Regions from separate parts of the Homo sapiens genome. Here all the other regions are linked to region 2. The links are chromatin contacts, found by Hi-C or POLR2A ChIA-PET in ENCODE. All regions are on one chromosome and are shown on one strand. The core of a region is the stretch at or near the end of the contact, and the rest is flanking DNA. Distances in the headings are between cores, read along the strand shown. Region 1 holds the start of GAPLINC (gastric adenocarcinoma associated, positive CD44 regulator, long intergenic non-coding RNA). Region 2 overlaps DLGAP1 (DLG associated protein 1). Region 3 overlaps DLGAP1 (DLG associated protein 1).

What was found. Hi-C counts contacts between places; a loop is a spot of excess contacts on that map. ChIA-PET counts read pairs that join two places held with the same protein, here RNA polymerase II (POLR2A). Pooled maps may share reads with other maps.
Region 1: a loop to region 2 is called in a map of left lung, with 4 times the contacts of the local background. The contact joins the promoter of GAPLINC here to the enhancer-like site in region 2. A Hi-C loop is called at or near these places in 82 of 168 maps with a recorded cell type or tissue (A673, CD14-positive monocyte, CD4-positive, alpha-beta T cell and 52 more), 16 of 37 single-sample maps with no recorded cell type and 45 of 50 pooled maps. POLR2A ChIA-PET finds 5 or more read pairs at or near these places in 34 of 52 experiments (A549, A673, AG04449 and 28 more).
Region 3: a loop to region 2 is called in a map of PC-3, with 5 times the contacts of the local background. The contact joins two enhancer-like sites. A Hi-C loop is called at or near these places in 3 of 168 maps with a recorded cell type or tissue (PC-3, aorta and dorsolateral prefrontal cortex), 3 of 37 single-sample maps with no recorded cell type and 8 of 50 pooled maps. POLR2A ChIA-PET finds 5 or more read pairs at or near these places in 8 of 52 experiments (AG04449, GM10248, GM12878 and 5 more).

The regions. Positions count from the first base shown.
Region 1 is chr18:3,463,486-3,467,616 of GRCh38, forward strand. It overlaps GAPLINC (gastric adenocarcinoma associated, positive CD44 regulator, long intergenic non-coding RNA), which reads left to right and starts at 2,765. Exons shown (of 3, transcript NR_110429.1): 1 at 2,765-2,872; 2 at 3,642-3,811. The region is part of intron 2 of LOC105371965 (a long non-coding RNA gene); the gene reads right to left. RefSeq lists an enhancer at 3,268-3,955.
Region 2 is chr18:3,663,358-3,667,548 of GRCh38, forward strand. All of the region lies in intron 7 of DLGAP1 (DLG associated protein 1), which reads right to left. Among named protein-coding and RNA genes, the nearest start is that of DLGAP1-AS6, 12 kb to the left of the region's middle. RefSeq lists a silencer at 2,412-2,706. Within about 2 kb of position 2,619, at least 32 of the 41 ENCODE cell types and tissues checked have a DNase peak (open chromatin) inside an H3K27ac peak, as active enhancers do; they include A673, CD14-positive monocyte, HCT116 and 17 more, where a contact is called at or near this core.
Region 3 is chr18:3,509,991-3,514,272 of GRCh38, forward strand. All of the region lies in intron 10 of DLGAP1 (DLG associated protein 1), which reads right to left. Among named protein-coding and RNA genes, the nearest start is that of GAPLINC, 46 kb to the left of the region's middle. Within about 2 kb of position 2,208, at least 3 of the 41 ENCODE cell types and tissues checked have a DNase peak (open chromatin) inside an H3K27ac peak, as active enhancers do; they include Panc1, where a contact is called at or near this core.

The DNA.
Region 1 (4,131 bases), core at 1,515-4,014, 200 kb before region 2:
TTACTCAGGTTTAGAAGGAACATATTTATAGACAAATATTTAACATAGAGGTAAGGAAAATAAAACCATGGAGGGATTTCAGAAGATAAATTGTTACTCTAGGAAGTGTCAGCTTGTTTTGTTTTTTAAAAATATTCCAAACTATTTTCCTTTTTTTTTTTCCTGAGACAGGGTCTCATTCTGTCACCCAGGCTGGAGTGCAGTGGCTCAATCTCGGCTCACTGCAACCTCCACCTCCCAGGTTCAAGTGACTTTCCTGCCTCAGCCTCCCAAGTAGCTGGAATTACAGGCGTGTGCCACCACGTCCCACTCTTTTTTTGTATTTTTAGTAGACACAGGGTTTCACCATGTTGGCTAGTCTGGTCTTGAACTCCTCCTGACCTCAAATGATCCACCCGCCTTGGCCTCCCAAAGTGTTGGGATTACAGGCGTGAGCCACCGTGCCCAGCCTCCAAATTATTTTCTTTATAAAGAAAATTACTGAAACTTGAACATATTCTTATTTGATCAGATCATTCTAACTTATGATCTTAGGACAAATTCAATTCTCCTATCTTGTCTCAAATTTTTGCTAATATATATTTTAATACTCTAAAGGCATAAATTATCTCCATATAAATTGTAATGTGAGGATAAGGCTTTCAGAGACTGTAAATAGGTTGAAATGCAACAAAAGGTACACATTTAAATTTTTACATATGCCTCTTTTAAAAAATTATCCTGTTTAACAAGTCAAAACAACTTTTTGACTGTTACCTAGTCTGATTATTAATGTTTTATTGCTTTTAATTTCTTTCCAATGATTTTCAGGGATTTTTTGGTGGTGGTGGTTATTGTTTTGAGAATGGATCTTGCTGTGCCACCCAGGCTGGAATGCAGTGATGTGGTCATAGCTCATTGCAGTCTTGAACTCCTGGGCTCAAATGATCCTCCTGCCTCAGCCTCCTGAGTACCTAGGACTACAGGTGAGCTCCACCAGGCCTAGCTTTTAAAATTTTATAGAGATGAAGTCTCGCTGTGTTGCTCAGGCTGGTCCCAAACTCCTGAGCTCAAGCAATCCTTCTGCCTCGGCTTCCCAAAGTGCTGGGATTACAAGTGTGAGCCACTGTGCCTAGCCTGATTTTCATTTTGAAATTTGATTTACTTGAATGATTCTGTGAAAAGCCCAAGTGTATTACATTAGTCAACATCTTTTCCCAGCTGAGCGTGGGGGCTTACCAGTCTGGGCAGCATAGCGAGATCTTGTCTCTACAAAAAAATTAAAAATTAGCCAGGCATGGTGGTGTGCACCTTTAGTCCCAACTACTTGGGAGGCTGAGGCAGGAGGATTGCTAGAGCCCAGGAGTTTGAGGCTGCAGTGAGCCGTGGTTGCGCCACTGCACTCCAGCATGGGCAACAGAGCAAGGCACTGTCTCAAAAAAAAAACCAAAACATTGGCCGGGTGCTGTGGCTCACGCCTGTAATCCCAGCACTTGGGGAGGCCGAGGCCAGCGGATCACGAGGTCAGGAGATCGAGACCATCCTGGTTAACACGGTGAAACCCCATCTCTACTAAAAATACAAAAAATTAGCCGGGCGTGGTAGCGGGCACCTGTAGTCCCAGCTACTCGGGAGGCTGAGGCAGGAGAATGGCGTGAACCTGGGAGGCAGAGCTTGCAGTGAGCCGAGATCGCGCCACTGCACTCCAGCCTGGGCGACAGAGCGAGACTCTGTCTCAAAACAAAACAAAACAAAACAAAACGAACAAAACATTTTTTCCCCTAGCCTGCTTGTACAATAAATCTACACAATCTAGAACATCATTTATTTTAAATTCTCTAATTAACAGCTTGATTCAGTCATTTCACAATGTATACACATATCAAAACACCATGTTGTATACCATAAATATATACTTTTGTTAATTGAAAAAATAAAAGTAAGAAACTTAAACAAAAAAATAGCCCAGCCAGGCGTGATGGCTCACATCTGTAATCCCAGGGCTTTGAGAGGCCAAGGTGGGCAGATCACTTGAGGCTAGGAGTTCGAGACCAGCCTGGCCAACATGGTGAAACCCCATCTCTACTAAAAATACAAAGATTAGCAGAGCATGGTGGTGCATGCCTGTAATCCCAGCTACTTGGGAGGCTGAAGCAGGAGGATCGCCTGGACTTGGGAGGCGGAGGTTGCAGTGAGAGGAGATCACGCCACTGCATTCCAGCCTGGGCAAGAATGAGACTCCATCTCAAAAACAAATAGATAAATAACAATAGCTCTTTCCATTATAGTGTTATTTTCTGGTATCATCTGTAAACCCAGTATTGAAGTGAAAGTGTTGGATTAATTTGAGAAGGAAAAGATGTACTTATCAAACACCTTATATTAAATTATTATCTATTATATTATTATTGTATTTGTTGAATACCACATATACATATTTAGTCCTCACAACCCTAATGGGACGTGTTATTCCCATTGTGTAGCTGAGGAAACTGACACTCTTCAAAGTTCAGCTTGTCTGTGGTTACCAGCTGTAATGGGGCCCCCAGTCATGGGGTGATTCTGTTTGCTCACACTCTTTCCACACCCTATCCCCGAAATGAAACAACTTGGAACTGTCTCCATTTTTATTATACTGTTCAATAAAAATTTGGGGGTTGCTTTGGCAGATAATCATATGCAAGCTCTATTTTCCAAATATCTCAACTTATTTTTCTGCTCTCTCGAATTCCTCCCTCCCCTCCCCCATTCCATTTCCTTGTGACCACATCTGCTTCTTGGAGAGACTTGCAGGATCTGACACATCCTCTTGGTTTCCTAAGTCTTATGACTAGCCAATGCCTGAAATAATGAACTCCTCCAAGGCAAGAAATCTGTTTTGAAGCTTCTCTGCGTAAGTATTAACACTTAATCTATTATTCGATGCATTTCATTTCCCTTTGTAGGTATCGGTTTTCTGAGCCTGCAGCCTTAGGCTAGTACCTTTTTTTTTTTTTTTAAGTTAGTTTCTGTTTTTTATTTGAGCTCTGTTAGAATCTTTAGATCTATCCAGTGGCTATAGTTTACTCTGTGCTGCGCCTTTCTGCTTTCTCTCTGCAAAAATTATGGCTTTTTAGCTATATTTCCCCAAACAGAGGTGAGGTACTGCTCTTATACAAATACTTGAAGTTATAAATCCCACCTGCATTAAAAGGAAAGTGAAGATTTATGACAATGCCTTCCCATTCTTCTCTTTCAACCCCAAAACCTCCACCATTTTTGAAACAAGGCAAGTTCTTTAGGGCTGGAGGTCTTCAATGGTATACACCATGAGGTAAAGATCAGCTTTAAAATAAATACGTACCTCCAAGGGAAGAAAATTGAACAGGCCATTCATTACTTTTCCTTCAGAAAGCTAAGGTACAACAGGAATAAACTTAACTTGTGAAGGTTTTATGAAAGGATTGCCACCTCCTGCCTTGATGAAAAGATTAACCTGATTTGGTGAAATATGCTGCTATTTGCAGGCAGGTGCTGGCCTGATTCACCAACTCTGTGTTAATTTGAGCCTGCAGAGGTACCTTTGATCAGCTCTCAGAGCCTCAGCAGTGGCTCAGGAAACATCAAAACGCTGTAGAGCAGGCTCTAATCTCAGCCTTCCTGTTTCTATGCTTGCTCACTAGGTTCACACACAGCAGCCTGGTTTCCTGGAAGGGCATTTTCCACATTGTGCGTTATGGATGATCATCCCAGGCATCAGGTGTGAAGCCCTGCATCCACATCCAGGGGCTATCAAATCTCTCTGCAAAAGGAGAAGCTGGACTCAGGCACGTTTACAGTGATGTGTATGCAGGTATATGTAAATTAATGCCTGCGTCTAATGCTGGAAGTAACAACAATTCAGTTCCGGGGAACTCTGTTGTCGTAATGCAGCTGCTAAGTGCAACATATTCTGTCCATGAAGTTGACACCTGGATAACAGGTTTGGGTGATAGTAACTGAGGCTTTGGCAGTGGATTGAGAACTCTGAGCTAGAAACATAATGGCAGTACCCTTTACTAAGCCAGGGTGGTAGGTCAGATAGCATGGGTATTTTTTCGAAAAGTTGAGCTCTTACCCTTTTTTTTTTTTGAGACAAGGTTTCACTTGTCCAGGCTGGACAATCATAGTTCA
Region 2 (4,191 bases), core at 1,369-3,868:
GAAGATGTGAATAATTTGTGTCCAGAGGCTGAAGCATGGATGACTAACGATGACCACAGATTATTTGAAACTCTTCCTATTGAGAAGTGGCATCTTCGTTATTCCCTTTGGTCTGAGTGGGCTTGTGGACTGCTTTGGCCGTCACCAAGAATATGAAGGAAAAGATGCTCTGCCAGTATCTGGGCTCAGACCTTAAGACCTTAAGATTTCCTATCTCTTGTATAGGAACTGTCTCTGGAAGCCCTGAACTGACATGTAAGGAGTCTTGAAGCCGCAAGGCTGGAGGTGCCAATTACAGGTGCTCTAGTCAACAGTTACCATATTGCTACTGATCAGGAGCCCACACTCCCAGCCATTGAAATGAAGGTGCCAGGCATGTGAATAATGCTGTCTTGGACTCTCAAGACCAGCCCAACTGTGATGGTTAGTTTGTGTGTCAACTTGACTGGGCCATGAGGTGCCCAGAGATTTGAACAAACATTATTTCGAGTGTGTGTGAAGGTGTTTCTGGATGAGATTAACATTTGGATCAGTTCATTGAGTACAGCAGACTTCCCTTCCTAAGGTGGGTGGGTCTTGTCCAATGAGTTGAAGTCCTGAATAGAACAAAAAGACAAAGTAAGAGAGAATTCTCTGTCTCTGCTGGGACATCAGTCTTCTCTTCCCTTTGGACTTCGACTTGAACTGGAACTTACACAATTGTTCTCCATGTTCTCAGGTCTTTGGACCCAGATTGGAACTATACCATTGGCTCTCCTGGGTTTCAAGCTTGCTTGCTGACTGCAGATCTTGGGACTTCTCAGCCTCCATAATTATGGGTCAGTATACACACACACACACACACACACACACACACACACCCACACACACACACACACACGGATATACTACTTCTCTGGAGAACTCTGACTAATACACCAACTTCTAGCTGAATGTGGAACAGAAGAATTGCCCAGCTGAACCCTGCCTAAATTCCTGATTCAAAATCATAAGGTATAATATAATGATTGTTTTTCAGCTGCTCCACATTGGGGTAATAAGGTATGTAGCAACAGATGACAGACATAGTCAGCTGTGCATACATTTTCTGACTACACATGTGCCCTGTCCCTTAGCTCTTGGTACTCCAGCCACATCACCCTTTCAGTTCTACTAATATTGAATGCAGAATTAGCACGTGCCATCCCTCACCCTTCTTGATCCTTTGACTCTTAGCTAATGAGGATTTTCTCAGGGAAGTTCTCCCTGAGCCTCTAGATTAGTCCCTTTGTTACAATAGATCCTCCCACAAGAACTGTCTCTTTCTTTCAGCGCAGTTATCTCTGTGATTATTTGATTGACGCTAGTCTCTACCCCTAGATGGTAAACTCCATGAGAACAAAGGGTAAGACTGCTTTTGATCACCAGTGAATTCCCCGAGTTCAGCACCATGTCTGGACATAGTAAGTGCAGAATAAATATTTGTTAAGAAGGTGAATGAAATATTTGAAGCAGCTGATAAAGACTCCCTTCTCACCATAGCTTTTAATAACCATGTCAATATTCTTTTCTTTGCACCTTGTGAAAATCTGGGTTCTCAGCCATTGTAACTGGGAAAGACTGTGACTTAATATGAGGCCACTGGTCCTACTATGCTATTGTCTGTGACGGCAGCTAAGCACAACTGAAGTTGCTGGAGTTCCTTTTTGTAACCGCTGGGGAAGAGGAAGCACAAGAGAGCCTCTGGGTGTGTGGGCGCAGGAATGCATAGAGAAAAAAGTAATTAGTGCCTGTTCACATTTATGTCTTTAGTTGGAAATTAGGGAGCTCTCCTAAAAGTCTAAAGAAAATCGTGGATGCTCAAACTGTTTAAAATGTTTCTAAATTTAAGTTTAGAAACAATTTGTTACTAGATCAGGAGCTCTTCCCCCTCCCCCCAACCCCTTCCTCTAAAAATGGAAGAAATAATTGCTGCTTCCTTAGTGCTGTTAGGAAAATTCTGTACCTTCCATAACCATTGCTCTCAGTATTATTTTCTTAATACCTAATCTGAATTCCTACTGTTTTAAAATGCATTCCCCTACTTAGCTCTACGGATATGGAAAATACATGCTCCGCTGGGAATAGTCTTTCTTAAAATATATCTGCTCTGCTTAAAGATTAGTTTATCATTTTTGCCACATATAAAATAAGCTCAGGTCTCTACAAGTGCCCTTGTAATTTCCATTTCATAAATTTAAAAAATATTTTGTTTTACCTCGTTATATTTCTAATAGTGACCTCCAAATGGGTCTGTGTACGATATTTCATTAAATGGGTTTAGTAGGCTTCCAAAGGGAGAAAAGAGGATTTCCATTTCTGCATAATATTCTTGCTCTTTTAAGAAGAAAACACCTCTACAGTGGCAGGGCTAATATGTCGACAGGCATATTCCGTATCATTTATGTAAGTTAACACATTCTGAGGCTCTGCCCATTTCCACTTCTCTGATTTGTCCTCCCTCCCTGAGTGCACAATACTGCATTTGTCCCTTTTGAACATGTAACAGATTAAAGAGCTGGGCAGGAGGCAGATGTAGGGGCACCTTTGATCTCTCATCCTTGGAGGTTAAGGGAGGGCAGACACCTGGCGGCTGCCGAGCTGGAAACAAAACACAGGCCCAGACTGGAATTACCTTAAAGGGAGCCCGGCTCCAACCGCAGAGGCAGCTGGAAGCGCTGAATGGGCACCGGGGGAAGAGAGCCCCGCGGTCAGGCAGAGGACGCAACAGAGTCCTAACAATGTGATCCAGGCTACCCGAGAGCTGGTTAGAATAATCCTTCCTACGCAGAAAGACCCAGGAAACCTTCCAGGAAAGACTAGGCAGCCGCATTGAGAAAAAACGAAAAGTAAATCTTTTGCAAATAATATCACAAAACTTCCAGCTGTGCACAAATACTGAAGGGCAATTTTGATGACAATGCAGGAAGCTTTCAAAGAAAGGATTTTTAAACATATTTTTTCCTTGGCGGAACTCTTTTTAGTAAGGATTTCCACCTTTGCCCCAGGATCCTGCCAATGTTCTTAGTCAAAGCCAGACCCGAGTTTCCTAGGATTCTTCGGTGAAACTGCATTGCCCCCTGGCGTTTGTGTGCTGTCATTACGCCGCACAGATAAAGCCCATGGAACACCTACCAATCCGAGGAAGGATGCAGCTCCTGGTTTCATCTACATGGAGAAACCTCTCTTAAAACACAGGATCAGAGAATGCAGTTCTAAATGGCAAATCTAGACTTGGTTTGACAAGACATGGAATGAAACTTTGAAATTAAAACTCCTTCCTTTTCCATCCTTAGCAGAATCTCCTGAGATGTTCAAGTAGCTCTGGAAAGAAACTGATCAGATTCTAATCTGTCAATTTAAAAAGTTTTTTTTTAAACAATTTTTAAATTTGTTTTAGAGATAGGGTCTTGCTGTGTCATTCAAGCTGCAGTGCAGTGGTGCAATCATAGCTCACTGCAATCTTGAACTCCTAGGCTCAAGGGAGCCTCCTGCCTCAGCCTCCGTAGTAGCTGCAACTACAGGCGCCCACCACTACACCCTGCTAATTTTCTTATTTTTAAATTTTTTTGTTTTGTTTTAGAGATGAGGTCTCACTGTGTTGTCCAGGCTGGTACTCCTGACCTCAAGTGATCCTCCTGCTTTGGCTTCCCAAAGCTCTGGGATTACAGGCCTGAGCCACTGTGCCCGGTTGCTAATTTGTCAATTTTTTTTTTTTTGGGAGTCAGGGTCTCACTCTGTTGCCCAGGCTGGAGTGCAGTGGTGCATCTCAGCTCACTGCAACCTCCACCTCCCAGACTCAAGCGATTCTCTTGCCTCAGCCTTCTGAGTAGCTGAGATTACAGACATGCGCCACCACCACCCAGCTTATTTTTGTACTTTTAGTAGAGGCGGGGTTTTACCATGTTGGCCAGGCTGGTCTCAAACTCCTGACCTCGAACGATCCACCTGCCTCGGCCTCACAGTCAACAAATATTGACTGTGCTGCTTACCATCCATGTGAACTTGGAAAACCCTCTTAACCTTTCTTTGTCTCCTCCACTTACAAAATGAGGCTGATAATAGTAGCATATACCATCTAGTACCTAGTAAACACCCTTTAAGTGTTTGTGAATGATGAGAACTATGTGAGTTTTCCACTCCGGTGGACTAGGGAAGATTAAAAAACATTCT
Region 3 (4,282 bases), core at 958-3,457, 150 kb before region 2:
GTCTCCCTTGACAGCTGTCTAGCAGCAATTTCTTAGGCCTAAGTTTTTAACAATTTTTCTGCTCTGCTTTTAAAATCTCTTGGGATGGTTATCCTTTTCCTCTTTAACTAATAAATCAATTGTGCAAGACCTCCTCTCCTTTTCTTAACATCCCCAGAAAGGACAGCTTATGGAGACACAGGGCCTGAGTGGGCCAGAGTCCTCAATAGCTACTGCCTGGACAAGTCACTATCTCTACTTTCCCATCCGTAAAATGGGGCTAATGGTACCTATCTGGAGGGTTGTTGGGAAGGTTAAAAGCGTTAGTGTATTTGAATTGCTTAGGACTGTGTTGGATTTACAGTAAGTACTTAATAATTATTTGTTATTATCTAGGATCAGAAACCTCTACCTCTTCTATGGGTGTGCCCACTGTGAGAGCCACACTTGCCCTGGCTAGGAGAGAAAAGGAAAAAACAAAGTCTGGATGATCTAAGGTGACTGGACATCTTGGTCTCCTGGGACAGGTATGCTCTCTGGGTGACCTGTTCCAGCTCCAAGAAGGTATATGGAGCAGGCACTTCCTAAGTGAGCATGTGGCTGTAGGTAAGCTCTGAGGTTTATGGAAACCTCTGAATTATCTTGCTGAAGGGTAGGACTGTGAGATCGGCAAATCTCAGAATGAATCCTGGGAGGTTATGACCAGGGTACCTAGGTCTCCACTTTGATGGCTGGGTTCCATAGCTCCTGGGAGCTATCGCAGAAACTCCAGCTATTCTGACTTACCTAAAAACTTTGAGCTGATGGTTCTCAATTATGTCTGATGCCTGAGCTATATAATAGACTGCCATAATAAAAGTAACTGAGTAAGACAGTGATTCTCAAAAGAGGAGACAGCACTGTTCTAAGCCATTATTAGGGCAACATGCAACCACACAAGTTGGGGCTAAGTCAGATGTCTTCTCAAAAGTAAAACAAGGGATATCTTTCTTCATTCAGCATGGCCTGGCAAGAGCCCTGGCAAAGTATCTGGGGTGGAGTTGTGGCCCTTCTCTTTCCCGGGCTTTTGCCGTCATGTTCCTTGCATGGAAATTCCCTACTGGCTCCAGGATACTTGCAATTCCTGTGTCCAGGAGATGACCGTTCCTAGGCCCAGGGTGGGGAGATGACTGCTTGGGCCTAGAATGAGATCATGAAACAGGGAGGCTTGGGAGAAGCAGATGACAACTCATATTTCCTTGTCCTCCACACTTTCTTTTCCGGAGAACTAAAAACTCACTTTAATTTTAAGAAAGAAGCTGTAATGGAGGTTTTTTTTGTTTTGTTTTGTTTTGTTTTATTTTTTTTCCATTAGACACTCACTCTGTGTGTGAGGTAAGTTCTTTCTTCCAAAAGTAAATTTCACATTTGTTGCACATGCCTTGAGGAAGTTGAAATTAATAAACAATAAATGGTAAACACCAGTAGAAGTAAAAAGTGGAAATAAAAAGACTGAAAGTTGATAAAGAAATGAAATGAAGAAGAAAGAAGCATCTCGATGTTGTTTTGAAACTACTCTAAAATGTTCAATACCAACCTTCACGGTGGAAAAAAAAAAAACAGTTGGCTCTCTGTTTCCATGGGTTTTGCATCTGTGAGTTAAACCAATGTTGGGTCTCACTATGTGGCCCAGGCTGGTCTTGAACTCCTGGGCTGAAGCAATCCTCTTGCCTCAGCCTCCCAAAGTGCTGGGATTACAGGTATGAGCCACTGCATCCTGCTGAATTTGTTTTCTTTTTCCCTTTTCTCTCACTCCTATGAAATGAAGCCCTACAGATAAAATATATGTTCTCCACTCCTATCCCATTCCTTTTCATCCCCAGAGGAAACCATTGCAGTAGAGAATGACTATTTCAGTCCCATCACTGAATTCATAAGGTCTCTTTTCTGGTCCTGGAAAGGTGATCGCTAAGGGTCATTTTGAGTGTTAGACTGGGGCAATCTCACCAGCACAGTAGCACCCATAGTCAACATCAGCAGATTTTCTCTGAAAGTTAGAATGGGGGTTTTAAAGCTCTATGGGTGTTGAGTTGATCTCTTTCACATTCTGGTCATGCTTTTTTTTTTTTTACAGATTGTTCAACCCAGATGTGGTTAACAGTTTTTGCCACCCATCTCCCTTAGGGCACATTCAAATGCATCTTACAGAATAATTTTCTCTGCTGTGTCAGCCAGGCAAGCCGTTTAACCATGACTCATACCATCTATTTGTGTAATACTTAATCAGATAATAAGCCTTGTATTGCTGGGCAGTTCTTTTTACATAAGTAAATCTAGCCTCCCCAGACACCGTATAGGCACCTGATGGTGAGGCTTATAGACTCCTCCCTTTCCTTTCTTTCCCCAGCTACTCTGTTAATCTGTCCCTCAGTGGAAGTACAAAACAAAACAGAAAATGCAGTTGAATGGGATTCTTCCTATTTAAGAAGTAAGCACTCTTTATAAACTCCCCCACTTATAATTCTTCAAACCTCTCACCCCACAACAGATATTTAAGAAGACCCACAATAGAGAGTACAGGCCTGGGTTAGTGAATCACATAAAGTCAGGAGGAACTTTTGGGAGGCCTTTGTGAACATGTGTTTACTTAAATTATCATCACTTAGTATTTCAAAACTCACAAACAGGCATCTAATTAGATCCTCGCAGGACCCTGTGAGGCAGAGCAGATAACTTCATTTGAAAAAACTTGTACTCAAACTACAAAGTTTCTTCCCCACGGACATCTGCTGTGGCCAATCCCCGTCTTCTGACCCCAGTCTATTTGGGCTCTCTTCTCTCTAACACTCGCAGAAAATTGCGTCTGAATCTACTTAAGTGGAAGCTATCCGAGTGTGATTTCCTTCTTTTTTTTCTTTACTGTGGTAAGAACACTTAACATGAAATCTACCCTCTTAACAAATATTTAAGTGCACAATATAGTTTTGTTAATGGTGGCGCAGCGTTGTACAGCAGATCTCGAGAACTTATTCACCTTGCATAACTTTAGATCCACTGGACAGCAATTCCCCTTTCCCTTTCCCTCTCCCTCTACATCATGGCACCCACCGTTCCACTCTCTGTTTCCTGAGTTTTGACTATTTTAAGATACATCATATAAGCAGAATCATGCAGCATTTGTTCTCCAGTGACTGGCTTATTCCACTTAGCATATAGTCCTCCAGGCTCATCCATGTTGTTGCATATGGCAGAATTTCCTTCTTTTTCAAAGCTGAATAATATTTCATTGTATGTTTATACCACATTCCATTTATCCACTGAGTGTGATTTCTGTTTATTTATGTGTTTATTTATTTATGAATGAGGTCTCACTGTGTTGTCCAGGCTGGAGGACAGTGGCTATTCATAGGCATGAACATGGGGTCCTATAGCCCTGAACTCCTTGCCACAGCCTTCTGAGCAGCTGGGACTGCAGGCATGCACCACTATGCCAGGCTGCATGTAATTTCTTTATCAACATTTCCCAGCCAGTGCCAATGGATAGGGGTGAGTGGCATAATAAGTCAGTGGGAGAGTTGGAAGAAATTCGCCAAGCCTGATCACTGTCCCACATTAGGAAGCAAGAGCAAAGCACATCCATCTACCTGAAGTGACTGGCAGGCAAGGCAATTTCAATCCTGAACAGAAAAGAGGAACCAGGGACACCTTGAAAGAGATGGTGGGTGTTTCAAGCTCTTTTTTTCTTTTACAGATTATGTGTCATAATGAGAAGCAGAGAACAACTATGTTGGCTGTGGGAAAGGGGAGTCTTTTATGCAATCTATGATTTGAAATCTCCTGACTACATTCAAAGACCCAGCCATTTAGAAGAGAGCATACCTCCTCTTTCCCACTGACCTCTGTGGGATAGGTTGTTATTTTGAGAAAAGGAGGTAGTATAAGAGGCACAAGGATGAAGAGAAAAAACACTTTCCTTTAACCCTCCCAGTGGGTCTATGGCAAAGCTGCAAGGAGTTTCAGTGTGCTGGTGATCTTTTTGCTGAGTTAAAATCAGGATTACAAATCCTTAAGCATAATTAGCATATGCATCCTTTCCTATTTCAAGAGGAGTTAGGTCTCTAGAACTAAAAAGGCAGACGTGCTCATTTCTCTGACTGCTTCTTTTTTTTTTTTTTGAGACAAGAGTCTCACTCTGTCACCCAGGCTGGAGTGCAGTGGCACGATCTCGGCTCACTGCAACCTCCAACTCCCGAGTTCAAGTGATTCTCCTGCCTCAGCCTCCCGAGTAGCTGGGATTACAGGCATGAGCCACTGTGCCCTGCCT